2 separate regions of the Homo sapiens genome follow, and region 1 is linked to region 2. The links are chromatin loops, found by intact Hi-C in ENCODE. Cell type or tissue: endothelial cell of umbilical vein. All regions are shown on one strand. Each heading gives the region's core, and the rest is flanking DNA. Links, peaks and the distances in the headings are about the cores only. Region 1 holds the start of ADAMTS18 (ADAM metallopeptidase with thrombospondin type 1 motif 18). Region 2 has its middle 63 kb from the start of NUDT7.

Region 1 (16,850 bases), core at 8,603-11,102, 220 kb after region 2:
CCATGGTGGAGAGAATGCATTCCAGCTTTCACATTTTAGAAATTGACAACAACAGCAATTTTTTGTGTTAAGCTGAAGCTGATGATTAACGTTTCTGCCTTTTCAGGGAAATGACACCCTTGATAGCCATGAAGTAATTCATCTCTTCTCAGCTGCTGGTCACTTGGGGGAACTGGGCAAGCAGAATGGGGGGCTGAGATGCCCTCTGTCAGTTATTCTGTTCTACTGAGGAATGAGCCAAGGAATTAACAATCTTTTATTTCTTCAGAGCACATTAATAAGTTATTTGATATGCTCAGATAGGTCTGGAACCGAATGGGATGGAGGCTAAATAGTTCTGCACATAAAATAGGGAAAAGGGAGAGGAAGGGGAGTCTCTGGGGAATACAGAGACTCAGGAAACATGGTGGGTGGTCAGTTGACTTGTAAGAAACGGGATATCTAATACTCATTTTAAGTTGGTTTCCACCTGTGTAATGCAAACCTCATTCTATGATGGGGATGGTTGCCCAACATCATGAATGCACTTAATGCCACTGAATTCTACACTTTCAAATGTCTAAGATGGTCAATTTTATGTGACATGTATTTTACCACGATAAAATAAAACCAGTGTGAGTTTTCAAAATTTAACAACAGCCAAACACATGCGTGCATGCACACACATACGTGCATGCCTTCCTTGAGTGGTTTGGGACAAACTAAAGGAGCTACCTTCTATGTCTGGGTTGATGTAGGACAGAGGAAAGAACAGTGGAAAGTTAGGGTGGGTGAACATGAGGAAGCAGATCCCTAGGATGTCACTCAAGTCCTGGCAAGGATGCTAGACTTCCTACACTATATGGGATTAGGGATCACATTGATGGTGTTCACATTTCAAGGGACAGGATGAACTCAGCTGTCCTCTGGCTTATATAGAAGGATTAAAAAAAAAAAAAAAGATTCAGCTGAGATGGGAGAATCGTCTAAACCTTGGAGGTTCAGGCCGCAGTGAGCCAAGATTGCATACCACACTCCAGCCTGGGCAACTGGAGTGAGACCCTGTCTTAAAAAACAAACAAACAAAAAAAGAAACAAAACATGAGATTCAAGGAGACTGCATTTTGTGCTCTAGCCTGGAGTTTATCAACAATCATTTACATATTTATATTACCTGTCTCAGAGGGCTGTTGTAAGGGTCAAAGGAGTTAGCTATTCCAATTTAATACATACCAACTTATATTACTCCATGCTACCTTTTCACATACTATTAATGGTTTATTTTACATTGTGTTACATCCCTTTGATGGTTGTTGGCTTTGATTTTTGCTCTCTAAGGTTTTTTTTCCTTCGTAAATTTTCTCCTCCCGCTGGCATGTCTTGATTTCTGCTTCCTTTAACTCCTTTTCCCTAGAATTTAAGCATATACATGCCATTTTGGGTCAGGCTTGTGACTGGCAACGGGGATAGCCCATGTGAACTGTGAAGGTACTTTTTTCATGTAATTCTGACTATTAGGGATGACTTCCAAACCCATTTCCACTGAGGTGTTTTCTGGTCAAGCCTTCAGGGATGGCTATACAGACATCTGTTGGCAGTTTCCTGGAGTACAAGGGGCTTCTCTTCCTACATTAGAGCACCTAGAAACCTGAAATGACTGCTGGCATGACTGGGGGTGGTTCACACCCACTGGTCCAATGCCTCAGGCTACCCAATAAAGAACGGGGAGATGAACCTAGCATGTGTTTCTAGAATACAACAGACTCAGATCTAGTTTCATATTCTACCATTGCCTCTTATCCAAATTATGTCAGCTGGTAATTACTTCTTTGCACATTAGACAGTCTTGCTTTCATTTTCCAGATTAGAAAACTAATTTGATGCTTATTTTCCTTAAATGGTAATGTAAAATTTGGCCCCATTCCAGGGAAGCAATCAATGAATGAGAGTATGTTTAATCGTTATCACTACTCTTCATTTCTAAACCGAACTAGGGTCTCTCTCCCCTACTATGGAACTTTCTGAGATATAGTCATGCCTTGTCTTGCTTCTATTTTCCTGGTTCTACATTATCAATGAAAGTTAAGATACCCTTCATATGTAAAGCTGAATTCTAAATTGTAGTGCTTGTGAAAAGATAAGGCCTTCCAAATGTAACATTTAGCAGGTGGAATCACCAGGTCTGTGAGTGATAGCATGCATAAAATTTTAATTAGAATAAAAAGCATTTAGGCAACAGGTATTTATCGGGCACCTAACATTTGCAAGGTATAAGACAAATCATACCTGGACTCCAAAACCATGCTCTTTTGACTTCACTGTTCTGTGTCTACACATGGATGAGGAATACAGATGAAAAAAGAATCTGACAGACTTAGGTCATCATCCTGGCTCTGCCTCCTTGCTCTGTGACCTCAGCCAGTGATCTCACCTATCAGTGAGCCCCAGTTTCCTTATCTATTAAAGTGGATGAGTAATAACCCCCTTACGGTGTTGGTGGAGGATTGAAGGATTGGGGACCCTATGGAACATGAGTCCCCATTTCCTTTCCCCATTATATGGTGCAGATGTTGCTACTGCTTATCATAGCTTAGTAGCCCCATGACAAAGGGACATCCAAATTTTTGCTAAGTGCATTACGTTACACTCCTTTAATGGATTATGTCCCAGCCATTAATGATAATTGTTCAGGGAATCTTAACATCTGCAACATATTCCATATATAGTACTAGTCAAGGTAGAACACAAAAGTATACACAATGCATTCTCAACTATGTAAAACAGTGTTTACAGAAGGAAGATATACCACATCATGTTCACTCTGGTTATTTCTGAGGGGTGGATGAATGGCTGCGGAGTTACTTTTTTTTTTTTTTAAGAGACAGAGGCTGGGTGCGGTGGCTCACTCCTATAATCCCAGCACTTTAGGAGGCCGAGGTGGGCAGATCACCTGAGGTCGGGAGTTCCAGACCAGCCTGACCAACATGGAGAAATCCTGTCTCTACTAAAAATACAAAATTAGCTGGGCATGGTGGTGCATGCCTCTAATCCTAGCTACTCGGGAGACTGAGGCAGGAGAATTGCTTGAACCCGAGAGATGGAGGTTGCACTGAGCCAAGATTGCGCCATTGCACTCCATCCTGGGCAACAAGAGTGAAACTCCATTTCAATTTAAAAAAAGAGACAGGGTCTCACTATGCTGCCCAGGCTGGTCTCAAACTCCTGGGCTCAAGGGATCCTCCTGCCTTGGCCTCCCACAGTGGTAGGATTACAGGCATGAGCCACAGCACCTGAGCCATTCTTAGTCTCTCATTATACTTTTCTGTGTTTTTCAATGTTTTCAGGAAGAGCTTGTATTGATTTTGTCATAAAAAGCAAATACTTATTACTATTTTAAGTGAAGAAATATCTAAAATCCTTCCATATTAAGCCTACTAGTCGATTCTATAGTGTATGTGACAATTTATTTGTTTTTTAGGGGTGGAGAAGGGGAAAGTTGCTTTTGTTTCCTCTTTATTCTGTTTTTGTCTTCTTTATGTGCTTTTAAACAAAATAAACATTTCATAATTAAAGCAGTATGCTCAAAGCTGTGTGTTTGTGAGAGATCTTTCATTTACTATACAGTTAACTCACTGGGCAAAGCAATATTTAGGCAATTCTGAAGTGTTTCTTTATGTTATAGAGGGTAAGGGGGAGGGAGGCATTTCAATTGTAATGATTTTCCTCTATGTCATTTAGCAATTTTCCAGGACTATTTCATTATGGCCGTGCTGGGCCATTTGAGGTACCTGCTCTCTAATCAGCCCTGGCTGACTTCCAGTCAGCCTGGGCGGAAACTCACTAGGCACAGGGTTTAATTGGGGCCACCCACCACGGAAGCGCTTCTCCCCTTTGTCCAGAGAGATGGAAGCTCTTAATGTAGTACACATAAAAACATCCAATAGTGCAGAGCAGGCACAAGCAGGCTCTGATGTCCCAAGGCTGCTGTTATGTCCCAGTTCAATGTTAGCTTTTCAGACTTTTCCAAAGGGCTCCTCTCCTCTCAGGGACAATGTAAAATGCGAGACACTCCATCCAATCACAGGGGACGGTGGGACCCTGCAGAAAGAGAGCAATATAAAGTACTAGGTTGCTCTCTGGACACAACCCTTATGTTTGCAACCTCTCTAAATAGATCCCAGACTGCTTTAAAAATAAGACACATGTCCCTCCCCACTCCATCTCTTCTACTATTCTCCCTCTGGCACCTTGGATTCCTTAAATTAATTCCTTGTAAAAGCCAGTTGAGTTCCAATAATTAGTTTTAAATGATCTGCCTCTTGAAATTGTGCCTTGCAGTCTTGTGGAAACACCAGTCTCACGCGTGGTGGGGGCCAAGTCACTATGCAGCTCTTGGAAACAAATTGCCTGTGTAATAGGGTGCAGCTTCACACGGCACTCTCAGCAGGATGGTGACTGCGTAACTGGGTAGACAGGGTGTCCAGAGGCCAGATCGTGGTGGGTGTTTTGGGTGATGCAGAAAGTCAAGGGAGTTGCAACCTGTTTGTGTGCTTATAATGGGAAATGTTTAATTTGGATGTGAATGCAGCATCTGCAAGCCTCCTATTAGCTGTGCTTCGTGGGATCCCATAGCCAGCATCCTAGGAGTAAACAGTGTACTTGCTCTGCTCCACCCCCACCACATCGGGCGGAGGGATAAAGGAGACAGAGAGAATGGTAACAAGGCTACTACTTAACAAATGCTTAATGTGGCATTTCACCTGATGATCATGATCCCCACATCCATGTGAGACAGCACTATTATTTTCACCATCATGTAGAGAGGGAAACTGAAGGTTACTGAGGGCAGGGGACTCTCCGAGTGCATCCTGTTACTGTCAAGTTTCTGTGTGACTCTACAACAGCATTTCTCAGACATTAATGTGTGCACACACTCACCTGGGGGTCTGGCTCCAATGCAGGAAGCAGTAGGTCACCTGAGACTTTGCATATCTAATGTGCTCCCAGGTGACGCTGCTGTTGATGGTCTGGGGACTACATGCTGATCACAGAGAGGCTAGATGATGGTTGGTTCTCATCTGGCTGGCTCTTATATTCACCTGGAGCCAGAGGGCTTTAAAAAGAATTCCAATGTGCATTCAGACCCATTAACTCAGTATCTCCGGGGGCAGGACTTGCTCAATGAGCACCAAGGTTGAGAAGATCTGCTAAGGTGGGGAATTGTATGGCTAAATAGGTGAGGGCAAGTCTCAAGGCACTTAGACTTATTTGAACAACAACAATAATGTACAGTTTAGTTTAAAAGGGAAGGAGAAAAAGAAACCACTGTGTATTGGAGAGTGAGAGATGGAATGAAAATGAGGAAAAAACTGGGGAATGAGGGAAGGAATAAAAACAAATAAAATCTCTGGACATAGTTGATAGGCAGGTATGGAACCTGCTTGGTCATGGAAGTTCTCCCTTATGGGGTGCAGGAATAGTAGTAAGATTCCATAGTTGGTGTTGGCTTAAGGGGTGGTTCAAAGTGCCTGTTTCAACAGCCTGGATTGTTTTCCTTCTGCGCAATGAGGTTTCAATTTAACATATTATCAAGCATGTATGTGCTAGCCCTTAGTATTAGAAACAAAGATGGCAATGACATCTCCCTGCTCTAAACAGCTGACACAGCAGCATTAGTTGGGTTGGTGGTCACGGCCTCTATTGTACTGTCTCATTTTTATGACAGAGACCATAGGGGAATGGTGGGTTATTATGGGGACACTTGGAGGTGTGCTTAATCCAGCCTAGCTCAGCCAGGGTGGTCAGGGAAGTCTGCCTGGATGAGACAATTCCTTTTTTGAGTCTTTAAGGGTGGCAGATGCTAATGGTCAGAAATAAGGTAATTGCAACGAGTATGGAGAGGAACAGAGTCATTGAGAAAGCATGATTAGGTGACTCCTTACACCCCCCATATCCTAGGATGACTCCCAAGCTTCCCAGTTTGGGATTCTGGGCATATGGACAATAGCCGATGACCTATGCTTGGTGCCTTATCAAGTTTAAGGTGCCTCCGAATTCATTTAGTTAAAAATGCTCTGTAAGTGGTAGGGAATAAGTGTCTAGAGCTTGGCACAGAAATTTAGGCTGAAATAATAGACCTGGGACTCATCAGCAGATCAGATGGGCCCTGATTGCTCAGGAAAAGAGGAGATTACCTTGTGAGAAAAAATGAAGGATAAGGACCAAAGTCTGAAGCCCAATATTTAAGAGACAAAAAGGTCAAAAAAAATTTATCAGTAAAAATTAAAAAAAAGAGGCGTGGGGGGAACTCAGAAAAACAGGACAAAGTAATGACCTGGAAGCTATGGAGGTAAGAGGGTTTCAAAAAACAGGCAGTGGTCATTAGTTTCAAATGCTACAATGATTTAAAGATTAGCATGGGTTCTCTTTCTCTAGCATTTTTAATGGTTCTCTCTGAGTGAAAGGAGAAAGGTCTACATCTCTCTATTTCTATTCATTTATTCATAAACTTTATTGCACTTTTATTTAGAAGAACATGTGACTGGGGACAGAAGCCAGATTGCAGGTTGTTGAGAATGAATGTTAATTGACAAAGGATATAATGTACTTATCTTCACCTTCACAGCCAAGCCTTTTGAAAGAGCCCCCGGAGACAGTGTGAGTACATGGAAAGGATGCATGTAAATGGAAGAAAAAAGCAGAATTGGTAGCTTAGAAATTGTAATGCAGTTCATAGAAGTAGGTGGACTGAATCTTTGCTCCTATTTAGTTCCCCAATCTAAGATGAGAAAAGGCCTGGCTGGGTGCTGTAGCTCATGCCTGTAATCCTAGCACTTTGGGAGGCTGAGACGAGCATATTGTCTGAGCTCAGAAGTTCGAGACCAGCCTGGGCAACATGGTGAAACCTGGTCTCTACTAAAATACAAAAAATCAGCTGGGTTTGGTGGCGGGTGCCTGTAATCCCAGCTACTCAGGAGGCTGAGGCATGAGAATTGCTTGAACCTGGGAGGCAGAGGTTGCAGTGAGCTGAGATGGTGCCACTGCACTCCAACCTGGGTGACAAAGTGAAACTGTCTCAAAAAAAAAAAAAAAAAAGAAAAGAAAAGGGCTAAGGAGATGGCAACCCATGCTGGGCATGATGAATGGCTGTATCCTGCCTTGAGGTGAGCTAAAATGAAATCCAGTAGGTCTTAGGCTTCTTCATTCTGTCCCCACAAGACTTTATTAGCCCAGAGGGCTGCTCTTTTCCTAATTTTCATAGCTTCCAACTTTTGGTCACGTTTTTTGTGCCTATGCAATAGGGAACATCATTTTCTAATGCTCACCCAGTCACTGTTTCTGGGAATTGCAATTCTGAAATCAAATGGGCAATATCAGGGCTCAGACTGAAGTATTCACCTCTACACAAGAGTTCACAGCCTTAGGAAGGGATTGGCTACAGGAATAAGAATCAAAGGAAAGTTAAGAAAGAGGAAGAACACTACCATTCATTGAGCAGTAGTGGTTGAGGATTTGCATTAGACACTTTACGTATGTTGCCTTATTCAATCCTCATGAAAATAAATAGATGTGAGGTAGGCATTGCTCCCCTGTGTTAGAGATGGCCATGCTAAGACTTCATGTTTAACATCACATAGTAAAAGTACTGACAACTTTCAATGAAAGAAATAGAAATGCAACAGACTAATATAAAGGGGGAAATAGGGTTGGAGAAAGATTTCTTGGCTTAACTGGTGGTGATTTCAAGGATCAAAGGAGAAGAGACAGAAATATTGGCCTCAGACTGGAACTTGTGTATTTTCCTTTCTTTTCTACTTTTATCTGTATTTTCTTTTTGCAGCTCAGGAGGACAGCCAACAACTCCAGGTTTAAATCCCTTTATTCTTTCTGCTATATTTTGCTTCCTCCACGAATAAGAAATGAGTCAAAAGCATCCAAAAGCTTTAAGTCCTATTGACTAGGAGGTGTTGCTGGCATTCAAGTGCAAGTACTGTGGGTCATAATTCTTGGTTTGTGATAATATTTAGTTACATCAGAAATCCTGACCCACTTAATGGAAATACTTATAGGGATGCCCAAGAATGTGTATTTCTAACCATGTTCTGGGTGTTCTTGATTAGCAGTAGTACCCAATCCTTGCTGTTCCAGGACAAAGGCTTAGTGGGGCCAAGATGGTGTTAGAGATGAGAGTTTGAGAATCGTTGGGGCAGACATCTGAGCTTGTTCATGATGGGCTCATGATAGTGGAAAAGAAGGAGAAAATACTCCATGTAAACAAAAGTTATTTGCCTTTCTTAGGCAGCCTGATATTTTCCAGAGCTTTTACAAAGAATATATACCACTGTTCACTGTGCAGAGAGGTCAGAACTTGGCCTCCAGTTCACTTGTGGAAATTAGAAGTCTAGTTCTAATTCTACCTCTTCAGCCTCTGGCAAGCATGCTACTTTTAATAGTAGGGCTTGGGAAACGACTAAAAATAGACCAAAGAAAGCAAGCCCATGCAGCCAGAGTACAAAGAAACAGAGAAAATGAGATGAGCAGAGAAAACCTTATCAGATAGATAAGTCAGACAAGCACAGGTTTTAAAGGGAAGAAATGGATACCAACGTCCTCAGAAAGTTAAGCAGAAGAATAAATAGCAGGTGAAGGAGAGCAGTTGGTAATTGCTAAATTGTGTGTGATGATGGATCTATTTATAAAACTATTTAAACTAAGGGGTTCTGCTTCCTGTATTGTTGCTAATAAGTAAACAGAAGTTTGTTTCCTGTCACTCGTTTGAATTTCATTCTTTGTGTGGCAAAATAAACTCTTTATCTTTCTGGATGGTTATCTCTGGAGGGAAAACAGTTAGGACCTGCTGCTCTGTTCTCTTTCACCTCCTCTCTCTCCTCCCCATTGTTTTTGAGGTCTGGGTTGCTAACTGGACTGCATTTCTGAGACATTGACCAGAAAGTAGCCCTTAGGTCTTAGGCCTTCAAGGAGGTAAATCCATTTCCATCTCTCTCTTTTCCTTTTGGCTACTGTGTTGAAATAAGTTAAGCCTTGTGTTCTATTTTACCCTCTTCTAGGTTTAGATGTGTGACTATGGACATCTATCTCTTTGGACATCAAAATGTTTTCTACAGGAAAGTACTGGACACCCGTTCAGTAAGACCCAGCCCACTGTTTGATGCAGCTTTGAGCAGCTAGAGGAGGAAGAGTTTCCCTCTACTCGCTGACGGAAAAGGAGAGGAGCAAATAAGGAGTTAGTCAGTCATAGCACAGAAAGTCAACTGCACCGGAAGAGGCAGTAAGTGTTTCTTACTTTCCATGGAAGGGATGTTTGCATCTTCATGAATCCAGGGACAAAGGAAAGTGAGTAAGCAACGTGGTTTGCCATTTATTTTTTGATCTGTCTAGGAGGAGGCAAGTATCTTAATGTTATTTGGCAAAAAAAATAAAAATAAAAATAAAAATAAAAAAATAAAAAAGCTTATGTCAGTAGAAAAAGAAAATCAATGCCTAGAACTGTACCATTGATTTTAAAGGAAGAGAAAGGAGGAATATTTTTCGTGGTTAAGAGTGAAACACTGTGATCTCTCTATCTCAAATTTCCCCCCATTCCTCCCTCCCTCCCTCCCTCCCTCTGCTCCTCTTACAAACATTTATGAATGTCTGTTACGTGGCATATTCTGGGCTACGTCTGACAGAATACAACACATCAGCGATGAGCTCTGCCCCCCCATATCCCCATTAGTTTATTGCAAACTTCAGATAGCCATTGTAGTGTCCTAGATTTATCATTTTAAAATCAGGTAAGACTGACATTCCCAAGTAACTTAAAAGCTACTTTGCAGTTTATAACTCCAAGACTGGAGCATGGGCTCATGATTCTCTGTCACCATCTAGAGACAATTTATACATATTGCAGGGCCAGTTCCTGGAAAACTACGTATAAAATCATCCCAGAAGTTATGGCTTTGCAAGTATTTATCAGCCCTAAAAAAGAGACTAGACATCTACAAATGAATGGAACTGCAAGTTTTTATCTTCCAGGTCTAGAACTATGCAAGAAATGAGTCTCAGTTTCTGTGCCCAATCATGGAGGACTTGAATCTGTGGAGAGCAAAGATTGACTGGGGTATGGAAGAAGAGCTGTAAAATCAGTTAAGGATAAACTACTTACATTAGGTTCAAGAGGAGCCCTCTAGACTCTCAAAAAAAAATGGGCACTCAACAAAAAAATGTCACAGAATAGGACTGGGAATCTGTACTATTTATCCAGGTTCTCACCTAGGGGAATTTTACCCACCAGGAAACATTTGGAAATCTCACAACATTTTGTTGCATTTTGGGGGCTGCTACTGGCATTTAGTGAAGTAGAGGCCAGAAATGCTGCTAAACATCCTATGTTTATAATGTACAGGATGATAGCCCCTACCACAAATGATTATCCAGCCCAAATCTCAGTACTGCTGAGATTGAGAAATTCCACAATTGAGCATAGAGCATAGTTAAGGGTTGTTCTCCGAGACTTCAGCCCTGACCATGGCAAGTAACCTATATTGTTAGCCCTAAAAGAGGAGGATCAGAAAAATATGGACAATTTCATGCAAATGTATCTTAATGGAGAGACACAAATCAGGGCCATGGTTATTTTTAGCTGAGTGTGGACAAGCCCTTCACCCTCCAGGTTCCGTCAGTGTTCACCTGATGATGTCGCTGACAGTGCTGTCAATCCCAGTCTCCTGTTTTATTCAGTCCGTTGCTTGGTGATGTGACCTCCAGCAGTGTTTTACTGCATGTCTTTGATGTCCAGTTTCCTCTTGTGTCCAGTTCTTCATGGAATCATATGAAGCACTTAAGTCACTTGTGTCTGAATCACCCACAAGTGCTTACTACAAATGCATGCTTGGGCCCTACACCAAATCCATGGAATCAGAATCACAGTGCTTCATGGCCTGGAAATCTGCATTTTTAAGCTAGCATTACAGGTGATTTTGACGTATATTCAAGTTTGACACAGGATGTATGAAATAACAGAAATACACCATCACTTCTTAAAGTCCACTTATAATGTGCTTTGAAAAATATATTCACTTACCCCTCAGGCTATCCTTTTGATGTAGCATGTTGATTCCTATTTTACAGATTATAAAACAGAGGCCACAGAGCTTAACCAGATTAAGTAGGGAAACCCAAATGATTTGTTTAGCCCTGATGTTCTGTGAGGCTTAGCTTCATGTTCCTTAGGCAGACACATCACCTTCTCTGCCGCTACAGCCTGGGTTTACCTCTTCCCAGCTGCATTCCATAAAACCGACTATGTGTATTGAGCTATCACTTAATCGAGGCTTGACATAGACCTCATGTTAACTACTTCAGTACCCACAGGACTGAGCAGAGTAATACATCTACTTCCACTACCACTACCCTGGTCCAAGCAAGACACTGTCATTGTACCCCTTCATGCCAGCAACAGCTGCGTGGTTTGTTTCTCTCTGACCCTGCCTCAGCTCGTCCAATCCCTACACTCGCTCAAAAAATGGTTCACATTTTTTTATTATTGGATATGATGTTGCCTCCTACACATACACAAACCCACATTCATTTAAATCTAATGGTTTCCAACATGCTTCGCCCCAGCTTACAAGGTCCAGCTGACCCAGCAACTGCTGTGTTTGCTTCTTCCTCTGGCCTGTAACACTTTTCACGTGGCAATCACTTAACTACCTTGAGACCTTCACTTATGCTGTGCCCCCTGTCCTAACATGCAAGATCCTACTCCCCTCTTCCCTTATAAAACCGATCCACTCTCTCTGGCCTTATTTTAAGTGTCAGCTCCTAACAGATGCCTTGCACGTGTATGTATGCGTGTGTGTGTGTATATATATGTGTGTGTGTATATATACACCCACACACACACACACACACACACACACACACACACATCTTATCCCATCTAAATTAGATTCTGCTGCCATCTAATTTAGGAGACTATTCTTTTCCTTTTTAGTATTTGTGTTCATTTTGCTTCTATTACCGTTGTCGAGCTATCCAATCAGATTCGTTTCCACTGGCCCGTGAGACTGTATTTTGTTCACCTCTGCAAACAGGGATCAAAGGATCAAATAAATGTCTTGAGTAAACGAACAGGCACACAGCAAACTGGATGCACATTCCTAGTGATGGCGTGCGCTGTTTGTTATAACTGATTTCTGTGGGTTTGGGTATCTGGGGCCAAGATTCAATCTCGAAGAGTGGGAAGCACGGTCACGTCAAGAAGAGAGAGAGAGATCCGGGAGAAGAGGGAGGCCCCCGCGTGCCATGAGTTTTTACATGCTGCAGACAGTGACAGCTCATTGTTCTGGTCCTCCCGGCTGCCTCAGATTTGCTGACTCTGGGAAGCTAGGTCAGCTTGTGCGCATCTGAGCCTCCTTTTCCTCATCTTTATCAAGGAATTAATAATTCCCACCTGAAAAAGGTAGGGCCTGAGGCAAATGCGATACAGCAGGGGATAGCTCCCAGCACTTAGGAGGTGTTGAGGACGCTATCTTGACTCTTTGCCAGAAGAGTTGAAAATGAGAAGTCTGCACAGGCAGCGAAAAAGTCGCGCCACTCACCTGAGCCTTTCGTCTTCCGAACTCATCTCCCAGTGCGCTTAAATTACGTTTTCCAAGCCTGACCCTGGGCGCTCCCCTCCTTCTCATGGCGGTCGGTCCCTCCCTCCCTATCACTCCCACCCAGCCTCCCCGCCCCCTTCGCCCCCTCCCTCAGAGCTGGAGCCGGGAATCCCACGCCCTTGCACCAGCCCGGGGGCTCGGACGAGCCCGGGAGCCGCTGGTCGCCAATCACCGCGCGGTGGAGAGGCGGGCGCTCGGCTCCGGCGCGCTGGGGGAGCCAGCTGGCGCTGTCTTCCCCATCGCCTCAGACGCTCACACCGACACAGACAGACGCACAGACGGGCGGGCAGACACCGACAGTCTCCCAACCGTTTGCGCTCCAGTCCCGGCCCAGGGAGCCCCCCGTACCCTCTGGGGTGCCGCAAACTGCAGCTCGGCAGGCCCGCGCCGGGAGAAGGGAGGGCGCGCAGGCGGCCGGAGGAGGGGAGGTCCCAGCGCGCCCCCGCTGCGATGTGAACGGCGGCGGCTCTCACCTGGAGCCGCACCTGGGGCGCCGAGCTCCGGGGCCGCGGAAAGAATGCGCGCCGCCCGTGCGCTCCGCCTGCCGCGTCTGGCCACCCGCAGCCGCCGCGTCCGCACCTGACCATGGAGTGCGCCCTCCTGCTCGCGTGTGCCTTCCCGGCTGCGGGTTCGGGCCCGCCGAGGGGCCTGGCGGGACTGGGGCGCGTGGCCAAGGCAGGTGCCGCCGAGCGGAGCTCCGAGAGCGGGTGGCAGGGGGCGCCCGACGCCAGCCCCGCCGCGCCCCTCACGCGCGATGTCACCTTTTCTCTTGCAGGCGCTCCAGCTGTGCTGCCTCTGCTGTGCGTCGGTCGCCGCGGCCTTAGCCAGTGACAGCAGCAGCGGCGCCAGCGGATTAAATGATGGTTCGTATTTGCCCCCCATCCCCAAGAAGGGCCTTTCGCAGCACTTTGACCCTTCCTTCCCCCAAAGAGAGAAAAGATGGAAAAGCGCACCCCCTAACCTGGCAGGTGTGCGCTGTCTTGGAAATGGTTCCTGTTTGGAGAGGGGGGAAGGTTGGCAAGGACTGAACTTATCAAAAGAATCAACGCCCCGAGCTGCAAGTCACATAAAAGCAAATACTCTCCCTCCTTCACAGGTGGCTTGTTAAGAAGAACAAGAAAAAAAAAAAAATCCTAACTGCAGTGAGAAATTCGAAGGGAAGTGGACATTAACTAAGGAATTACTTATTTCCTCCCTCTCCTAACTCTTGTTGGGGGAAGCTAATTCTTAGTGGGAGATGAAAGAATGTGAGCCTCTTTCCTCTCTCCATCTTTCCTCATTTTTCTCTCGACTTCTGTTCCTTTTCTATCTCTTCTTTTTTTTTCATTTCTGCTTCCCTTGTTTTACGGATGTCTAAGGCTGCTTTTAGAGAGAGGAAAGCAGGTGACTTCAGGTCTCTGAGTCCTTTATCTATCTTTTCTGACGTTCGCCAGCCACAAACTTCCAGAAAATCCCTCACTTCTGACATTTATTAACTTCCCAGTGGAGCCCAGAGGGAAATCCTTGTTTTGATTGTTTCCCATCAGCTACAGGAGAACAGCTGATTCCTGACGCAAGGTGTCTAGGAAAACCTTACAGCTCAACCTGGATTCTTTAGAATTCTGTAATTTTTAGTTTTGCAAGGTTATCTCCTTTTCTTGTCAGGGGAATGGGGAGTGGGGCAGGATGGAGTCATGGAGAAGGGATTCACCTTTTGTCCAAACAGAGAGGCTGCAGTTTCTAAAACCACCCCTCATTCTTATATCAGGATCAGATGGCTGGAGGCCACGTCCGACCCAGCCACAACCTTGTAAGGACCTCACCCTTACTCACCTCCTGAAGTGGTCAATCAGAGATCACTCTTTACAGGGGACACTGACTGCCCTTCTTCCATCAAGAACCGAATGTAACCGACAGCCTGTTATTCTCCCCTTGGAAACAAGCTGGTAGCAGGTGTCTGGGGCCGTTTGATGGCTGGTTCCATAGAAGGCTGGCTGGATAACGTTCCTACAGAGCCTTCCAAGTAAGAGCAGGCAGAGTTTCAGATGATTTGGGACAAGAAGGTGAGACACAGACTTCCTGCATATGTCAGGAATCTTTTTCATAGTTAAGTTTTAGTTTGACAGAAGGAGAAGGTAGACTTTCTCTAAGAAATTGCACATAATCAAGAGCCACATCCCTTTAAAGCAATGTATCAGATTTTTAAGAGAAGAAAAATATTGTATGTCTGGCTCAGATTTTCAAGGTTAAGAGAGGGGAAAAACTTTTCCCCCCATTATTGTAAAATATGTATGTCAATTATACAGCATTTTTAGTTAAAGGAGGGAGTCAAGAAGAAAAATGGGAGTGGGAGGACATAAAGAATATAAAAATGAAAGCTGCCCAAGGAATAAGTCACAGATGGTTCATAAACAGAAGAAAATTATTGTCTATTGTGGAGAATTCTTTTTTAATGTGAGCCTAATTAGGCCATCACTCATTGATCTTTGCTAGCTACAGGGGCTCCACTATTCCTTAGTTTTTTTTTTTTTATTGGAGGAGGGGGAAGGTTGTTGACTGTTTAGGGAAAAGAGAAATTTCTCTTCCTTTTCCTCCTCCAGTAACTGGGGACCCAAGTGACTCAAACATACCTCGTCATTATTCAACAGCTTTCTAAACACTTTCCAAAGTAGTTTCCCATTCTGTGCCTTGAAAGTGGAAATGCAGGCTGTTTTTTAATGCACAGAGGGCATATTCCAAATCATTTTGTGGGATGATGCTTTTCAGCTTCAATGTTTGGTGAAAGAAAACAGTGTGCTGGCTTTGCTTTTCAAATAGCAAATTGTATTTTAGCTCCTCCTCTTTGGAACATTCAGCAATTAGTACTGCTCTAGGGAGCAGTGGTGAAGGTATTTTTAAACATGCCTTTCCAGGTGTCCCCTGATCTGACACTCCCCCACCAACATGCCTGAGCAATTTTATACATCAGACTATATAGGAGGGTTCTGACAATTTTGAGGCATTTTTGTGCATGCACTGTATTTTATGCTTACAATTAAATGGGATCATCCCTGTGAAAGCTCACAGTAAAATGCTAAGGGTGATACAAGTGCTGGAGTTTTCTTATCACACATAAATAATATTGGAAAAATGAAAATGCTGTTGCTTGTTAATGATCTGAAATATCATCTGAGGCTACCCCACACTGTGAGTTAGGACTTGAAATGTAAACTCTGCCTCTGCCAAAATGTTCCCGATTCAGTTTAAGCACAGAGAAATTAACCTCCTTGAAGAAATTTCCCGATTTTGTAGTTTTATGTTTATTAACTTTATCTTCAAAAAAATTAAATTTTATATATATGAATGGTTCTGTGGCCAATATTATAAAAGGCCCAGACCATTAAACATCAAAAGAATGTTCTAAATCTCTCTCCAGACAATGAGAGGTGTTACATTTTTCCACAGACATCCATGAAATTCATCAAAATTGTGCTTGGCTTTCGGGCACCTGTAGAAATGACTGTGGCCGAGTTAGTTGTAGAGACAGGTCTTCTGCTGCCTGTGCTGCTCTGAATTATATTTGATCTAGGTGCAAGGCAATAGGAACAAAGATATCTTTGAGCTTTGTGTTGCTCTTTGCCAGCTTGCTGGAAAGAGACCATTTGGAATTGTGGGCTCTGGGTGCTGACAGCTGAACTTTTCCCATTGCAGATTACGTCTTTGTCACGCCAGTAGAAGTAGACTCAGCCGGGTCATATATTTCACACGACATTTTGCACAACGGCAGGAAAAAGCGATCGGCGCAGAATGCCAGAAGCTCCCTGCACTACCGATTTTCAGCATTTGGACAGGAACTGCACTTAGAACTTAAGCCCTCGGCGATTTTGAGCAGTCACTTTATTGTCCAGGTACTTGGAAAAGATGGTGCTTCAGAGACTCAGAAACCCGAGGTGCAGCAATGCTTCTATCAGGGATTTATCAGAAATGACAGCTCCTCCTCTGTCGCTGTGTCTACGTGTGCTGGCTTGGTAAGTACACCCCAGTCTGAGTTGAGCTCCCTCTTTCGTGTTTTGTGTAACTTGAATGAACAGATGTCTGCAATATAAATGCTCTTCCAGCCAACTCCACACATTCACACTGTCAGCCTTGATACTTCTAATATTCTCAATTGAATTAATCTAATGTGCTCCCAGAAAAAGAAAATATAATAGAACTTTAATTACCATTTAGAACAATCTTTTGATGTTTAAT
Region 2 (16,850 bases), core at 5,798-8,297:
AGTTCATCTTTACTATAACCCACACGGGTTATTGTTACTTTACCCCTTTTATGAATTCATCCATTCTTGCATTGCTGTAAAGAAATACCTGAGACTGGGTAATTTATAAAGAAAGAGGTTTAATTGGCTCATGGTTTCACAGCCTGTACAGGAAGCATGAGGCTGGCATCTGCTCGGCTTCCGGGTGGGCCTGAAGACGCTCACGATCATGGCAGAAGGTGAAAGGGAACCAGGCACATCTTGTATGGCTGGAGCGGGAGCAAGAGGGGTGTGGGGTAGGTGCCAAGCACTTTAAACCACCAGATCTCATGAGAACTCACTGTCGTGGTGACAGCACCAAGGGGGATGGTGTTAAACCATAAGAATCCGCCCTCATGATTCAATGACCTCCCACCAGGCCCCACCTCCAACACTGAGGAATACAATTGAACATGAGATTTGGATGGGGACACAGATCCAAACTCTAACAGGAAAGTAAGTCCAAAGCCACACACACACCAAGTGGTGAAATACAGATTTTTGAACCAAGGCTATTTGGCTTGAAGAGTCCCTGTACTTAATCTCGATGTTGCCTTTAGTTAATATTAATGTTAATACCACCCAGCCGGCTCTGCTAGAGAAATCTGTACAGAAGGAGCTCACGTCTGGCACAGCACACTGAGGAAGTTACTAGATTGGAGTTTCTTTCAGAAATTGCTTTCTGATGAACTGAATGCAGATAATCTCAACCATATGGATTAAATTGCCATTAAAATATACATACAGGTTTAAAAGTTGAGAGCAAAGCATGTAGCCAAATACACAGTGTGTTTCCTTATGCTTGTAAGGCTGGATAATTAGCCTAAAGTGCCCAATGGCTCCAGCACGTTGAAGTTCACCTATTCCTAATTAATTAGGTTTTGTGGTGTTTTTAGAGTATCTTTGGGCAAATTACAGATTGAACAGGACCTTCTCTCAAGCTCCTGAGGGCAGATGTGTGTTTGGTGTTTCCAAACCTAATTTATTGTAACCTGAGAAACTTACTCTCTTGTTAACAGATAATTTTTTCTTGTTTCTATTTCAGAATTTCAGACTTAAAAATCTCTTATGAGCTTTTATAAACTGGGGAAAGCAATCTCAGATCAGATAAAATCGAAGGAATCATATTCATATCCAAGACAACAGAGATCTTGAAAGATTTTATCATGATTCTTGAATTGCTTGTCAATAATTGTGTGAAAAAACAAACAACCCCACAAAGCTCTGTTGTTTGTCAATAATTGAGTGAGCTCGATAATAATTGAGGCCTGTTGGGCTTCGTGGGGTTGTTTGTTTATTTAGTCAATTATTGACAAGCAATTGTTTACTAGATGCTGTCTTCTAATAATGTCATTTTGGGTAAGTTACTTCATATACATTGTCCCTAATTTATACAACATTTATACAAGGTTAAAAGTCCTTTGCACACAGTAGGTAACTGAAAATGACAGTTGTAGTTGTTATTGTCATTGTTTTCAAGGCACTATGCTAGGCAAAGAAAAAATTAGCATAAAGTTAGAAAATATAGGACAGCCCCGGTGCAGTGGTTCACACCTGTAATGCCATCACTTTGGGAGGCCAAGGCAGGCAGATCACTTGAGTTCAGGAGTTCGAGACCAGCCTGCACAACATGGTGAAATTTTTATCTCTACCAAAAACAAAAACAAAAAAATATTAGCCAGGTGTGGTGGCAAAAGCACGCCTGTAGTCTCAGCTATGCAGAAGGGTGAAGCAGGAGAATCCTTGAACCGGGGAGGTGGAGGTTGCAGTGAGCCGAGATCACACCACTGCACTCCAGCCTGGGCCACACAGCGAGACTCTGTCTCAAAAAAAATAAAGAAAGAAAAGAAAAAAACAAAAAAGAAAATACAGGGAAAACTTGCTATATCCTCTCTTCACCTTTACAAAGATGGCTACTCATTCATTTATTTAAATGTCAGAAAAAGTTTATTCAGCATCTATTATTTTCCAAATACTTTACTAGGTACTGAACACTTAAATTGATGCTTGGTTTTGGTTTTAAGAACTCTCCTTATAATCTACAGTAAAGCAGCACAGTCCAGCAGAAATACAATGTGAGCCACAGACGTAACTGAGATTTCCTAGGAGTCACATGGGAATGTAAAAGGAAACAGGTACAATAAATCTGTTAATTTAACAAATTTGTTAATGTATTTTGTTTCCATTACCTCTGTTATCTTTTCAACATAAACTCAATATGAAAAATACTAATAACGTATTTTACATTACTGTTCATACTAAGTCTTCATCTAGTCTATATTTTACGAATACAGCACATGTTAATTTAGATGCTAAGTTTCCATTGGAAATACTTGGTCTGTTTTAGATTTCATAAAATTTACACCTGAAAAAGTAGACTTGCATACTCCAGTTGTTCCATACTTTTAAAATTTCCATAAAGGAAATCAAGTATCAGCTTTTATATTTATTAGAATTAAATAAAATTAAAAATTGATTTCCGTTGTTGCACTAGTGGCAATTCAAATATTCAACAGCCACATGTGACCAGGCGCTACCAGAATGAACAGCAGAGGTCTGGAGATGGCGGTAACCAGTAAATAATCATAGAAATAATAGTTCAGTGAAAATGTGGTAAGGATTTTGAAGGAGCCGTTAGCAGCACCGAGAATGCATGAGCAGAGGATCAGCCTGGGAGATGAGGACACTTTCCTTGAAAAAGGGATATTTTGACCAACGTCCAAAGGATGACCAGGAATTTTTCAGATAAAGGAGGTTGAGAAAGATCATGTGCAGGCCAGGCGCGGTGGCTCACGCCTGCAGTCCCAGCACTTTGGGAGGCCGAGGCGTGGGATCACTTGAGGTCAGGAGTTCGAGACCACCCTGGCCAACATGGTGAAACCCTGTCTCTACTAAATATACAAAAAATTAGCCAGGTATAGTGGTGCGTGCCTATAATCCCAGCTACTTGGGAGGCTGAGGCAGGAGAATTGCTCAAAGCCAGGAGGCAGAGGGTGCAGTGAGCCAAGATCATGCCACTGCACTCCAGCCTGGGCGAGAGAGTCAGACTCCATCTCAAAAAAAAAAAAAAAAAAAAGAAAAAAAGAAAAGAAAAAAGAAAGAGCTTGTGCAAAGGCCCTGTGGTACGAGGGAACATGGAATTTAAGAGAGAACAGAAGGAAAGCAAGTGTGGCTGGAATTAAAAACAAAAACAAAAAGAGGAGTAGAAAAGATAATGCTAGTGAGATTAATAAAGTCTAGGCCATTCAGGAACTTATGCACTAAAGACCCAAATCCCTACCATGACCTAAGAGGATTGAGAAATTATTGAAAGATTTTAAGCAAATCCAATGTGATTGGATTTGCATTTTTTAAAAAATAACTTTTCCCCCTTATTGCATGTTCTCTAGGATCCCTCAATAGAATGCTTCAGGAATCATTGACACACATTCATGATTGACAAGTGAGAAGAAACCCATGTTCCATCTCAGGATTAGGGGCTTCATTTAGAGTGTACAATCCAACAATAAAAGGTGGTTCCCCACCCCTTAGGAACTAGATGAGATTAACTCAACCCCTTCCCTGACCATCTGGTGGAAGATGAAATTCCCTCTCAGTCACTGTTCAAATTCCCAGTGGCTTGTGACCTAAAGTACTATGGCAGCTGTCTGACACAGAATTATATAACAGAAATTCTGCAGACAGGAGGTGACAGATGTGCAGCCCGACTAGAGTGTCTGGTACTGGATGGAGCAGGACAAGTGTCAGTTCTTTACCCTCTCCCGGACACCTTCCAGAATAGCTGATGTGCTTACTCCCATTACAGTATTTAATCTAGTAGGGAAGACAGAGAAACTGTAATGTCTTGTTAACTTTTTGCATGCCTAAGAGAACGGTTGCTAGGTGTGGTGGTCCACGCCTGTAATGCCAGCACTTTGGGAGGCTGAGGCAGGGGGACAGCTTGGGCCTAGAAGTTTGAGACCAGCCTGGGCAACATAGGGAGACCCCTTCTCTACAAAAAAGTAAAACCTTAGCTGAGCATGGTAGTGCATGCCTGTAGTCCCAGCTACCCTGGAGGTTGAGGTGGGAGGAACTCTTGAGCCTGGGAGGTCAAGGCGGCAGTGAGCCATGATCATACCACTGCACTTCAACCTAGGCAACAGAGCAAGAGTCTGTCTCAAAAAAAGTGTGTGTGTTGAAGGGGGGTCTATGCCTTGTGTGTAACACTGTGCCTGGTATGTGGTAAGTTCCCAGAGATAATTAGTGAATAAAAACTTAGCAAGAACTGGACACATGGAGGAGAGATAAAGACATATAAAGACATCTCAGTTGGGAAAAGCTGTGAGTAAAGAAACTGAGAAATGAAATCAAAAGGATGAAGTTCTTTTTTTTTTTTTTGACAGAGTTTCGTTTTGTTGCCCAGGCTGGAGTGCAGTGGTGTGATCCTGGCTCACTGCAACCTCTGCCTCCCAGGTTCAAGCAATTCTTCTGCCTCAGCCTCCCAAGTAGCTGGGATTACAGGTACGCGCCACCAAGCAAGGCTAATTTTTGTATTTTTAGAAGAGATGGGGTTTTGCCATGTTGGCCAGGCTGGTCTCAAACTCCTGGCCTTAGTTCATTCACCTGCCTCGGTCTCCCAAAGTGCTGGGATTACAGGCAGGAGCCTCCACACCTGGCCCAATACATGAAGTTTGTTATTGTTAAGCACATTGCTGCTTTTCTTCCCATGTAACTCCACCAAAGACATTTTTCCCCCCAAGTTTTCTAATGGGCTGAAATCAAGTTGAGGATAGGGACCAGTGTTATAAATAAAATGCTTGTTCCTTGCTACCACAAGGAAAAATTAACATTCAGACAAAAAAATTTTCTCAGCAAGCCAACTTTACTTTCTGCAGAAAGGGTACTGCTCATCAGCAATCTTGCCATGAGAGTACAATGAACAAAGGAAAGATAGGAATATTTATCCCTTACGCATTGGGTGCTTACTGCTGTGTCTGATCTCTGTTGGTTGGAGCTGGACCTCCCAGTCTAAGCTAAACCTGATTGGCTAATAACTCAAAACTTTTCTAAATCGGTAGAGGCAATGGAGAACAAAATGAAAAGAGGAAGTTGCTTGCGAAAGGACTTAGAAAAGTAATAACATTTCAAAATAAGGAAGGGGCATAGGCTGTGAGCTGGAACTTGCCTGTGAACATGCCTAGCACAAATATATTGGTTAAAGTACAAGGACATAGAATGTACTACGTGCCTGTGAGCATGTCTACCACAAGTATCTTGGTTAAAGTACAAGGACATAGAATGTACTTATTCCCTTATGTCTAACAGCTGCATAGGATAAGGCTTAACAAAGAGTTATTAGCAAAAAGCAAGAAGGCTTTCAAGAAAGTCTTTAAAAGAAACTATTATTTCTAATATTTATTATTATTATCCTTTAACAAGAATGGAAACTTTGAAGAGAACTTTTTACTTTCCATAACTAGGTATTCTACATTAGCACATCTCAACCTTTAACATAAATCACCCACAGACCTTGTTGAAATGCAGATTCTAAATCAGCAGATCTGGTGGGCCTGAGGTTCTGCATTTATAACAAGCTCCCAGGTGATGCTGATGCTACTGACCTGAGACCACACTCAGAAAGCCTATGTCTATACAAAAATCTGCACACAGATATACTTATAGCAGCTTTACTCACAATCGCCCATACTTGGAAGCAACCAAGATATCTTTTAATAGGATATAGTAAGGTAAATATGAATAGTTTGTGGATAAACTGTATACATTCAGACAATGGAATATTGTTTAGCACTGAAAACAAATGAGCTATCAAGCCATGAAAAGATATGGCAGAAACTTAAATGCATATTAGTAAGTGAAAGAAGCCAATCTGAAAAGGTTAGATCCTATAAAATTCCAACTATATGACATTCTGGAAAGGCCAAAACTATGGAGAGAGTAAAAAGATCAGGGATCACCAGGGATTAAGTGGGAGGGAAGGATGGACAGGTGGAGCACAAAAGATTTTCAGGGAAGCGAAATTACTCTGTATGATGCAAGTGATAGACACGTGTGATTATGTATTTGTCCAAAGTCATAGAATGGACATAAAGAGTGAACCCTGATGTAAACTGTGACTTTAGATGATAATGGTGTGCCATTGTAGATTCATCAGTTATAACAAATATACCATTCTAGTGTGGGACATTGATAATGGGAGAGGCCATATGTATGTCAGAAGTATATGGATATGTCTCTACCTCCCTATCCATTGTACTGTAAACCTAAGACTTCTGTAAAAAAAATCATTATTTATTTATTTTATTATTTTTTATTTATTTATTTTTTGAGACGGAATCTTGCTCTGTCATGCAGGCTGGAGTGCAGTGGTGCGATCTAGGCTCATTGCAAGCTCCGCTTCCCAGGTTCACACCATTCTCCTGCCTCAGCCTCCCGAGTAGCTGGGACTACAGGCGCCCGCCACCACGCCTGGCTAATTTTTTTGTATTTTTAGTAGCGACGGGGTTTCACCGTGTTAGCCAGGATGGTCTCCATCTCCTGACTTTGTGATCTGCCTGCCTCGGCCTCCCAAATTGCTGGGATTGCAGGCGTGAGCCACCGCGCCCGGCCAAAAAAATTATCTTTTTAAAAAAATTCTCTATTCATCCCTCCCTCCCCCTCAGCCCCTGGCAATCACTGATTTTTGTTGTTGTTGTTTTTACTGTCTCCATAGTTTTGCCTTTTCCTGAATGTCATGTAGTTGGTGTTATATAGTAAACACAGACACACACATACACAGACACACACACACACACACACGGCAGGGGAATGCACATGGTTAATGATTTTTTTTGTTTTTTAATGCCATTTTTGTAAAATTCAAAAGCTACAAGCCCCGATGACAATGGTCTTTGGACTCCTGGTTCAGAGTGATTTGCAAGCCTCATTGAAAAGTCCACTAGGGGGAGAAGTTTAGTAGCGTTGGAACTCTTCTCGTCAGCCAGAAGTGATTTTTTTTTCCCCTTGAAGAGTCTGCTTCTCAATAAACAAAAGATCACTCTCAAAATTAAACACTCCCATGCCAGATGGCTTGATGTGCGTGTCCGAAGATTTTCCTGAGGCACGTGTGAATGAATGTTCAGCAGAAGAGTGGCGGGCGTCTGGGAAGAGCTGATGCTTCCATCCCATGGGCAGCCAAAGGGTGGGCGTCTGGGAGCAAGAGCCTGAACATCTCCAAAGATCGCGGCTGTGCGTGTTTATTCACAATGAGTGAAACAAACTCCTGGATTGTTTAGGCATTGTTGAGGAGATCGCACTAGGCTCCCACAAGAATGCTGCATACACAGCAGGGTTGTTCTCAGTACAGGTTAGGGGCAGACACCCAGCAGTGCTGAGAGATTCTTCCTGGGGTAGGACAAGTGTGCCAAGAAGCATATGCTATCCAGAGAGAGGGCACCTTTACTCACTGTAGGCTTTTAGCTACAATGTATAATTGGAATGATGTTCTCAGTGCTAAACCTCCTAAGATGATGTTTGCCATAGTGCCAGAGGTTTAACCATCAAGGAATAATGTTTTGGAAGCAGTGGCCCTAGACAGCCATCATTTGTAGACACTTTTCTCAATTTCTGCCATGGCTGTGTGCCACGTTTCTTTAGTTTCCTTTAAACAGAGTCATTTTACTTAGGATAAAATAAGTTATTTTCAAAAGAGGCATATAGCTATTATAATTGGGAAAACAAGTTCCGTTTGCCATAAATAGAAAGCATGTGTAAAAATAAATTCAACAAAGACACAACCATATTACTAAACTCTAGCTAGAGACTGTGCCCTCCTCAAGGTTTTGAAACTGAGATCTGCTCCCTAGTAAACAAGGGAATTAGCAAGTACTAGAAAGAGGTGTAAAAGATGTTTTAGTTCCCACATGATTTTTTTTCATTTTTTCCCCTTCAACAAAATAATCAAGACGCCTGAAAGGCTGAGAGATACAGAGCTAGGGACAGAGTCCTACTAACTTAGTGTATTAGTCCATTTTCACACTGCTATAAAGAATACCCGGCTGGGCGTGGTGGCTCACACCTGTAATCCCAACACTTTGGGAGGTCCAGGCGGGTGGATTACCTGAGTTCAGCAGTTCGAGAAACCCTGTCTTTACTAAAAATACAAAACTTAGCCAGTCATGGTGGCACGCGTCTGTAATCTCAGCTGCTCAGGAGGCTCAGGCAGGAGAATCGCTCGAACCCAGGAGGCAGAGGTTGCAGTGAGCTGAGATTGCACAACTGCACGCCAGCCTAGGCAACAGAGCAAGATGCTGTCAGAAAAAAAAGAAAGAAAGAAAAGAAAAGAAGGAAGGAAGGGAGAGAGAGAAAGAGAGAGAGAGAGAAAGAAAGAGAAAGAAAAAAAAGAAAGAAAGAGAAAGAAAGAAAGAAAGGAAGAATACCCAAGAGTGGGTAAAGTTTAAAGGAAAGAGTTTTGACTCACAGTTCTGTATGGCTGGGGAGGCCTCCAGAAACTTACAATCATGGCGGAAGGCAAAGGGAAGACAGGCATCTTCACACAGCTTTTTCTTTCTGTGTCATTCAGAGTTACTTAATGTCTGCATAGCCAGCCAATCTGTGATCCACCCAAAAACACCTAACGTACCACCAGTGGAACTCCTCTAACACTTGGGTGAACACAGCTTTAACTCAAAGAGATGAAAGCATCACCTGCCAGAAAGCTCTTCCTCTGCTGCCCCAGAGGTGAGAAGCTGCTCAAGTCCTTCAAGAAGAAGGAAGCTGCAGATCTAACCCCAAAACTGCGTTGTCAAAAATAACAGATAAACTAGAATTCAGAAGCATCCTGTTACCTGGCTAGCGGTCTGTATTTCTCTCTTTGTTTTAGCATCTCCAAATAAAGATATTTGAGCTAGTTTTGTTGACCCTCTGGGGTGAACAAACTAAGGTCTGTTCACTAAGATTGCTTAGGAAGAATTTGGACAAAGTCTGCTCCTCATTTCATCTCCCCCATCACTCAACATTCTGTTTGCCACTAAGCCTTGCAATTTTTGCAGTCTGTTCCCTGGTTTTCATCCTACATGGTGCTGCCATTACTCTAAAATATCATTTGCTGTTGCCTGAACATTAATAATGCTTCTGGCTGGGTGCGGTGGCTCATGCCTGTAATCCCAGCACTTTGGGAGGCTGAGGCAGGAGGATTACCTGAGGTCAGGAGTTCGAGACCAGCCTGACCAACATGGTGAAACACCGTCTCTACAAAAAATACAAAAATTAGCCAGGCATGGTGGCGTGCGCCTGTAATCCCAGCTACTTGGGAGGCTGAGACAGGAGAATCACTTGAACCCGGGAGGCAGAAGTTGCAGCGAGCCGAGATCATGCCACTGTACTCCAGCCTGGGCGACACAGCGAGACTCCGTCTCAAAAAAATAATAATAATAATAATAATGCGTCTCTGACCTCTCCATCCTTTAGTCCATCATCCACAGAAAATGATCTTTCAATCACATTTTTCACTCTGGTCTTCCTCTGCTTAAAGATTTCTGAGTGACTTGCTCAAAGTCATGCAAATTGTGAGTGGCAGAGTTGGGATCCAAATTCAATTGTGTGGTTCCAGAGGTCAAAATTTATCACCACATGAGTCTTCTTTACCAAACAACGTAAACAACTGACATTTTGTGAAGAGGTATTTTGTAGGCTTTCAGAACCCAAATATGTTCAATATTTCCCAGGCATAAAAATAGGTATTAACAAATCAATGTTCATTAAGCATGAGATTAATGTGGACACTGGGTGGAACTGAGAAGTTCGGGAGGTAGGGTTAGCTCCTGGCCTGGCTGAATCCAGAAACCAGGTGATATGGTTTGGCTGTGTCCTCACCCAAAATCTCATCTTGAATTGTAATCCCCATAATCACCACGTGTAAAGGGAGAGGCCAGGTGGAGGTAATTGAATCATGGGGTTGGTTTCCTCCAGGCTGTTCTCATGATAGTGGGTGAGTTTCATGAGATCGGATAGCTTTATAAGGGGCTCTTCCCTGTGGCTCTTCACTTCCCTCTCCTGCCACCTTGCTAGGAAGATGTGTGTCTTCCCTTTGCCTTCTGCCATGATTGTAAGCTTCTTGAGGCCTCCCCAGCCATACGGAACTGTGAGTCAAGCCTCTTTCCTTTATACATTACCCGCTCTTGGGTAATCTTTATAGCAGTGTGAAAATGGACTTAATACTCCAGGTTTGTAGGATTCTGTCCCTGGCTCTGTATCTCTCAGTCCTGCTTAAATGTGTATTGCTCCATTCTTGAACAGATCTTCCCCTAGTGGTAACTAGATGGCTGACAGAAGCTCACTAACCCCAGCAACTTACAGGGAAAGAGATGACTCAGCAACTTCCTCGGTCGTACTTGCGAAAGTTCTGAGACTGAAATCTCATTAGCAGGCAAAGGTCAGGTGATGATAATGAACCAATCACTGCAGCCAGGGAAATGGATTATGCTGATTGGCCCAACCCAGATCATCTGCCCTCCCCTGGAATGGCGGTGGGATTAGCCCCATCTGAAACAAAAGGATGCGGGCTGGAGGAAAGCAGTTCTCCAAAAAGAAACTGAGATGCTGTTACCAGGGTAGAATGAGGAGAAAAGGGGAGTAGATGCTGGGTAGGTGAAAGCAACAAGTGCTGGTTGCACCCACTCTGTGCTTGTGATTGGTTATATATTGTGTGAGATGAAGAGACATTGAAAGCATGTTTTGCTCCCAAAGCATTATTAATCGGGTATTGGGTAAGAAGAAACATGAACTAATTAGAGAACAAGTGAAAGATATTATCTCCAGCTTATTGTTCACAATAAACAGCGAAACGAGGTATAATAGGAATTCAAAAAGGGACGAGTCATTTTCGAGGGGCAAAATCACTAGAGAGTTATCTCGGAGAAGGAGAGTCTTGAGAAATAAGTGGGAAAGGTGGGCAAAGGAAAGATTTCAGTCTCCACGGCCTCCTCCTTCTGCCGTCACGCCCGTGAATATGTTATCTTACATGGCAAAGGGACCCTGCAGATGAAATTAAGGCTCCTGATTAGCTGATAATCAGTCGTTGGGCAATTTTCAGTTGCTGAGTCCTCTAGCAACCTCTCCCTACAGCTCTTCCCTGGAAGTTTCCCTTAGCAGGGGATGAAAGGATATCGACCACTAGCTTCAGCTGAGTGTTTAATAAAATATTAATAAGATCCTTTTGAATCAGACGCCAGGGGAGACCTAGAAATCTGCATGTTAAGTTGTCCTTCCCAGATTGACTCTTACGCATATTAAACTTTGAGAACCATTGGCTTGTGAGGTCAAGGGGATAACATTAATAATGTAGGACTCTACAGAATATTGCAACTCGAGCTTCTGCTCAAAAGCTCCTCTGCTCCCCTTCCCTTCAACTTCCCTTTCTACTTATCTGCTTTCTTTGATCTATTGGTTGTGCGTCAAATTTGCAAATGGTCAGCGAAGGGCTTAGGGGTGAGACTGGTGTGTGGTAGAGGCATTTAAAATGGATACATGATAGTGGTTGGTGGAAAAAAAACACTTGAATTCTTGGCTTTTCCCATCTCAAGCCCTACTTCTGTTTTTTTTTTAGAATGGGAGTTTTGAGCCTGTGAGCCATATATAATTTTAGATGTTTATAGACGTTCTGGAAGTTGGGTTTCAAACTATGTGCTGATACATACATGAGAATTTTAGGTGGAGGGATCTATGGCCCTGTCAGTATCTCAAGGTGGTTTCTGACCCTGAGAAATATAAAATACCACCACCTTGGAGACATATTCTTGGGGACCAAGGTCTCTTCATTGAGATTGCTCAGGAAGAACTTGGACAAACTCTGCTCTTCATTTCATCTTTTAGTTCATTCGTCTCATTTTTGAGTAAACTGGAACTCTGAAAGTCCAAGCTGCCAGCCCAGCACCTTTCTTGTGTCCTGGGATTATAGAAATATGAAAGGAATTTGTTTTGCTGAGTAATTTTGAGTAACTTGAGCTCTGTATTTGGGGGAAAAAAGAAAAATCTATTAAGCAGTCCTGTGCCCTATGGCGTAGACAACATTTCTCCAACTCAGATGTCCCCCCAAATTGAAATCACTGTTACCCTGGTGGTCCAGGAAGTGGCATGCCTGAGTTTGAGAGAACAAGACTCATCACTGGGGTGATCTTTAATAGAACTCTTTGTTGAACAATGGTTTTTACCCCAGAATGTGATCACAGCTGTTTTATTTTAGCTAATGCAGCATTTCAAGCAATTAAATCCATATTCCTCTGTGGCTATTTATTTTCACGAAGTAGTTCTCAGTGTATTGTCATGAAAGAATTCTTTGAGACTTGCAAAGTTAAAACAGTATGTGGAAATTCTTTTTTCTTCTAAAATAGCCACATCTGCTTCTTCAAGTTGTCTTCCCTGTGTTGATGTCTCATAAGGATGTCAAGTTGTAATCTCTAGGAGTTGGGTTCAGTGGGAATAAAAGAGATTTATTCTTAAGGGACTATAGAATAAATATTATGGTAAGTCACAACCTAGCAGAAGGAAAAGGATCTATTTCTTTTGACAGCAAAATAATCCAAAGTATATAGGTAACATGGAGATCTTAACTGTTAGAAAATTAAAAGTTATTTCCTGGTTGTAAAATTGCACACTATATGAATAAAAGATTTGATGTATCTGATTGTTACTCCCTTTTCTTCCTTGTGGTTATATGTTGTGTATTTTATTCCATCATTCAACACATATTTATTGAGCTGCTACTACATGTCAGAAATGAAGAAGATGGGTACAACTCTTGATCTTGTTCAGTTTCTATCATTTTTGGAAATACAGACAAAAAGCAAGCCAATGAAAACAATGAATAGAAGAATTATAGACTATGGTATGTGCTAGGAAAGAAATAAAGGGACTAAAGTAGAAAAAGAATTGGGAAAGGTAACTTTAAAAATACAGCCATGGAGCCTCTTTTGAGGACTGAATACTTAAACTGAGGCTTAAAAGAAAAGATGATTCTTAAAGGAATAATTCATATATTCATGTGAATAGGGGAAAAGGGCATTGTACATACAGGAAATTGCTTATACACAGGCTTAAGATGGGAAAGAGCTTGGTGTGTTTGAAGAACTACAGGGTGAGTGACATGGAATAGTGAGATGAGAATGAATGGAAAATGAATATTATTACTTTCATCCTATTGAAATGTGATCATACTCTTGGGTCTGAAATTACACGGGAATAGTTAGTGCCATCTGGCTTGTCACTGCCTAGGGATGAGGTATGTCCCTCTCAGCAAAATCCAGGCTATAAAGAGACTGTGGGTGGGTGGGAGCAAAAAATGGTAGGGTGCTTTAAGAAGGGAGCAGATTGAGTGATTGGTTTTTGTTTAGCAAAGCTACAGTGAGCACAGCAATCAACCTGCAGGGCTCACACAGCCAGAAGTCAGCCAAGATGCCAGAGAAACTGTTCCAGTCACTGGGGCTATACAGGAGCCTCTAACAGGGAAACATGACGATTTTACATTGTTTGTGCTTGCTATATGGATAAACTTTTTTGTTTTTAAATTAAAAGAGAAATAACCTAATTTCATCACCAGTCTCAACTGTGCTAAAGAGAAGTAGGGAAGGGCTCCCACTCATTGCATCCTTCCCAAGACTTGAGCTAAGGAATAGAGGCAACCTGGGATGGTGATGGCAGCAGGAATCAGAAAATGGAGAGGAGAGAAAGAGATCAAGGTCTGTTTTGTCAGTTTCCCTCCTCTTCCTCCCCTGAGTCAGGTTGGTAGTCTAATGCATGTGGTTTATCAAAATGATCTAAAAACACTGGGTTGGACACCATGCTGTCTATTCAATTCACTTTCACTGAGCACTTAACTCCAGGCAAAGCCTTGTGACAGGTAGCTTTGGAGATACTAGTATGAGTTGCATACTAACTTTCACTTCACGGAGCTTGAAAACATTAGGGAGAGTCATCATGTATAGAAATAAATGCTGTGATAATTCAAAACAAGAACATGTTATTTTTGGAGGGTAGAATCTGGAAAGGTTTTATGAATGAGGAGGAATTCCAGACAGACTTCAAATGATGACATTTGGGTGACAGGAGAGCTGGAGGAGTCTCAGAACATGATCATAGACTGGGCAGTAAGACTTGGTCATTGGTGTGTGTGTATATTGCTGGAGTAGAGAGGAGGCTTTAAAAATGAAAGCTAATGCATCTGGGGCTTAATACCTAGGTGATGGGTTGATAGGTGCAGCAAACCACCATGGCACATATTTGCCTATGTAACAAACCTGAACATCTACGTACATATCTTGGAACTTTCAATTAAGTTTAAAAATAAATAATAAATAATGAAGATAGTCAAGATCATTCCCAGAGGTTCCAATGAACAAGGCCTAGGAATCTGTATGTTCAAAGCACTGCCCATGAGTCTGATCCAGAGGGTGCAAGAACCACACTTGGAGAAATGCTGGTCTACAGGAGAGAAGGCGGACTTCAGTGGTAAAAATTCTTGAAGGGCATCTGTGTGGTGTAAACCTGGAAATACTAGTAGAGCCACACACACGTAAGTCTTACATTCTCAGTGCTTTATTTTGTAACGTAGCTACCATTTTTTGAGGAGTCATTATAAACGAGATCCTCAAAAGAACATTGTGGGCAAGTCACTCTAGTCTCACTTAAGATGAGGGTACCTAACCTAAGACTTGGTTAAGTAACACATTCAAGGTTCCCCACATAGTAAGTGGAAAAGCTGGGATTCATACCCAGTTGGTCTAATACGTAATGGGTGCAGGAAGTCAAAGTGATGAGAACAGAGATTTAGGATGACAATTGACTGCATGATGAAAGAAGAAACTGGTGGTAGGGCTCTAGTGTAACAGCTCAGACAGACAAGGGTTAGGTACGAAAGATCTGCCCCAGTTGCAAGAGAAGGGAGATGTTGCATGAATCCCTACAACTTTTTGTCAGACTGAATCACATGAGGTTGAGTAGGACAACCACACTTATTGGTGTCTCAAGATTTTGGCAAGGTAGCAGAAGCCTTGCATAACCACTTACAGAAACCTTTCTCCTTTGGGACTCCTAGTACTTGGTTACTGTGTGTGTCTGTTAAATATGATTTATTTACTCCCAAGTCTTTCCGGCGCACAGTGGAAAAATAAGTGGTTGAAATCAGAACTCCTGGGATCAAATCCTAACACACTCCTTAATCTCGGGGTGATGCCGTGCATTTAAATATTTTTATGCCTCAGTTTTCTCATCTGTAAAATGCAGAGAGAGTAGCTACATCTTCAAACAGTTGATAATGGGGTTTAAATGAAATAACACCTGTTAAAGGCTTGGAACCACCTCTCATACAGAATAAGCACTCATGAAGTGTTAGCATTTACTCATTGCAACTTTTTAAATACAGAGTCTTGCTTGGTCACCCAGGCTGAAGTGCAGTGGCGTGATCTCGGCTCACTGCAACCTCCGTCTCCTGGGATCAAGCAATTCTCCCGCCTCAGCCTCCTGAGTAGCTGGGATTACAGGTGCCCGCCACTGCACCTGGCTAATTTTTGTATTTCTAGTAGAGACGGGGTTTCGCCATGTTGGCCAGGTTGGTCTCAAAACTCCTAACCTTAAGCGATCCACATTCCTCAGCACCCCCAAAGTGCTGGGATTAGAGGCATGAGCCACCGCGCCTTGCCTGATTGCTACTTTTAAATTCTATTTTGATTTTGAATTTCTTCAATTTCCAGAATTTGTGAAATTAGGATTTGCTTCTTGCTAGGTTTATTAACCATAGGCTTATTTGTTCACTGATGACCGAAGTTTCTATGTCAAGTGTCTGTCTTTTGAAGAGCACAACAATGGACAGTGATCAAGAGGAAATGTCTCTGCTTAATTTTATTGTTTTCGCATCATCTAAGGAGTGTGAAGTGGGTTGATAATTCAGTCCTAGAAGGACATTGGAATGTTAAAGAGGAAACCTATTGTTGCAATTATATCAAACTTGGCTCTTCCAGTGACAGAGAGAAGCTCCATCATGGTAGGATTTCCTTCTTAAAATGCAAACAAGGCACTGCTCAAGAGAAGGAAGGAGAATATTTTCTTTTTAATCATGCTGCCTAGCAATGTCTCTGGGGCTGTTACGGAGGTAGCTTTTATATACGACTCACATAAGTTTAATGACTAAAGGTTGTTATTGTGTTACTGTTTTTCTCCCTCCAGAGGAAGTAATGCAGCAACTCTGTGTTTGAAGACTCTTCTCATTAGTCTTTTTATTTATTTGAAATTGGTGCCATCATCTGCATAAATCATGGCAATTCTAAGAAGCCTGGCACTGAGTATGGCTGGCTGTTAAGAAAATACGCTAAATTACTGAAAGAGCAGCTTTGCATAGTTAGGAAGAGGGTTCTACTCTAGAGTTCTCAGAGGAAGTTAAATTTATGATGGAGGCAAAAGAATGAGACCGAGCCAGATATTTAGACCTTAGGGAAGAGTAATCCAGGTGGAAGGAAGAGTTGGTGCAAAACTGTGAGCCTTTGCCAGGAAAGATACGACACATTTGAGGAGCTGTAAGAAGTTCTGTGTGCTTGTGTGTGGTGAGCAAATGAGAAGACGGTGTGAGTGGAGAAATGCCAGAAGCCAGAGGAATAGGGCTTTGAAGTCCATGATTTCCTTCTGAGTAGAACTGAAGCCATTGAGCACATCTAAGCAGGGCTGTAAGATATTCTGATTTATATATTTTAAAACATTCCTCTGATCTGGTAGAGAATAGATTAAAGACAAAATTAGAGACAGAGGGTCAGTTGGGAGGTTAGTGCTGTCTGCAGTGGAATATAGTAGATACTTAGTGAACTTTGTTAAAA

What was found. A loop is a pair of places that touch in the nucleus more often than their neighbours do. Peaks named below come from ENCODE experiments on the same cell type or tissue, not always from the same donor. Only the 100,000 strongest peaks of a DNase experiment are listed, where the experiment ranks them.
Region 1: it touches region 2 in a loop (15-fold over the local background); 3 of 110 quality-filtered maps call a loop at or near these places.

What each region holds. Positions count from the first base shown.
Region 1 is chr16:77,431,072-77,447,921 of GRCh38, reverse strand. ADAMTS18 (ADAM metallopeptidase with thrombospondin type 1 motif 18) reads left to right here and starts at 12,888. Exons shown (of 23, transcript NM_199355.4): 1 at 12,888-13,316; 2 at 13,417-13,504; 3 at 16,311-16,627. The coding sequence starts at 13,227. RefSeq lists an enhancer at 12,692-13,192. In endothelial cell of umbilical vein, for the core only: a CTCF peak has its summit at 9,869; a DNase peak (open chromatin) is centred at 9,841.
Region 2 is chr16:77,650,722-77,667,571 of GRCh38, reverse strand. No RefSeq gene overlaps it. Among named protein-coding and RNA genes, the nearest start is that of NUDT7, 63 kb to the left of the region's middle. In endothelial cell of umbilical vein, for the core only: a CTCF peak has its summit at 6,966 (motif pointing right); a DNase peak (open chromatin) is centred at 7,011; H3K27ac peaks cover 673 bases.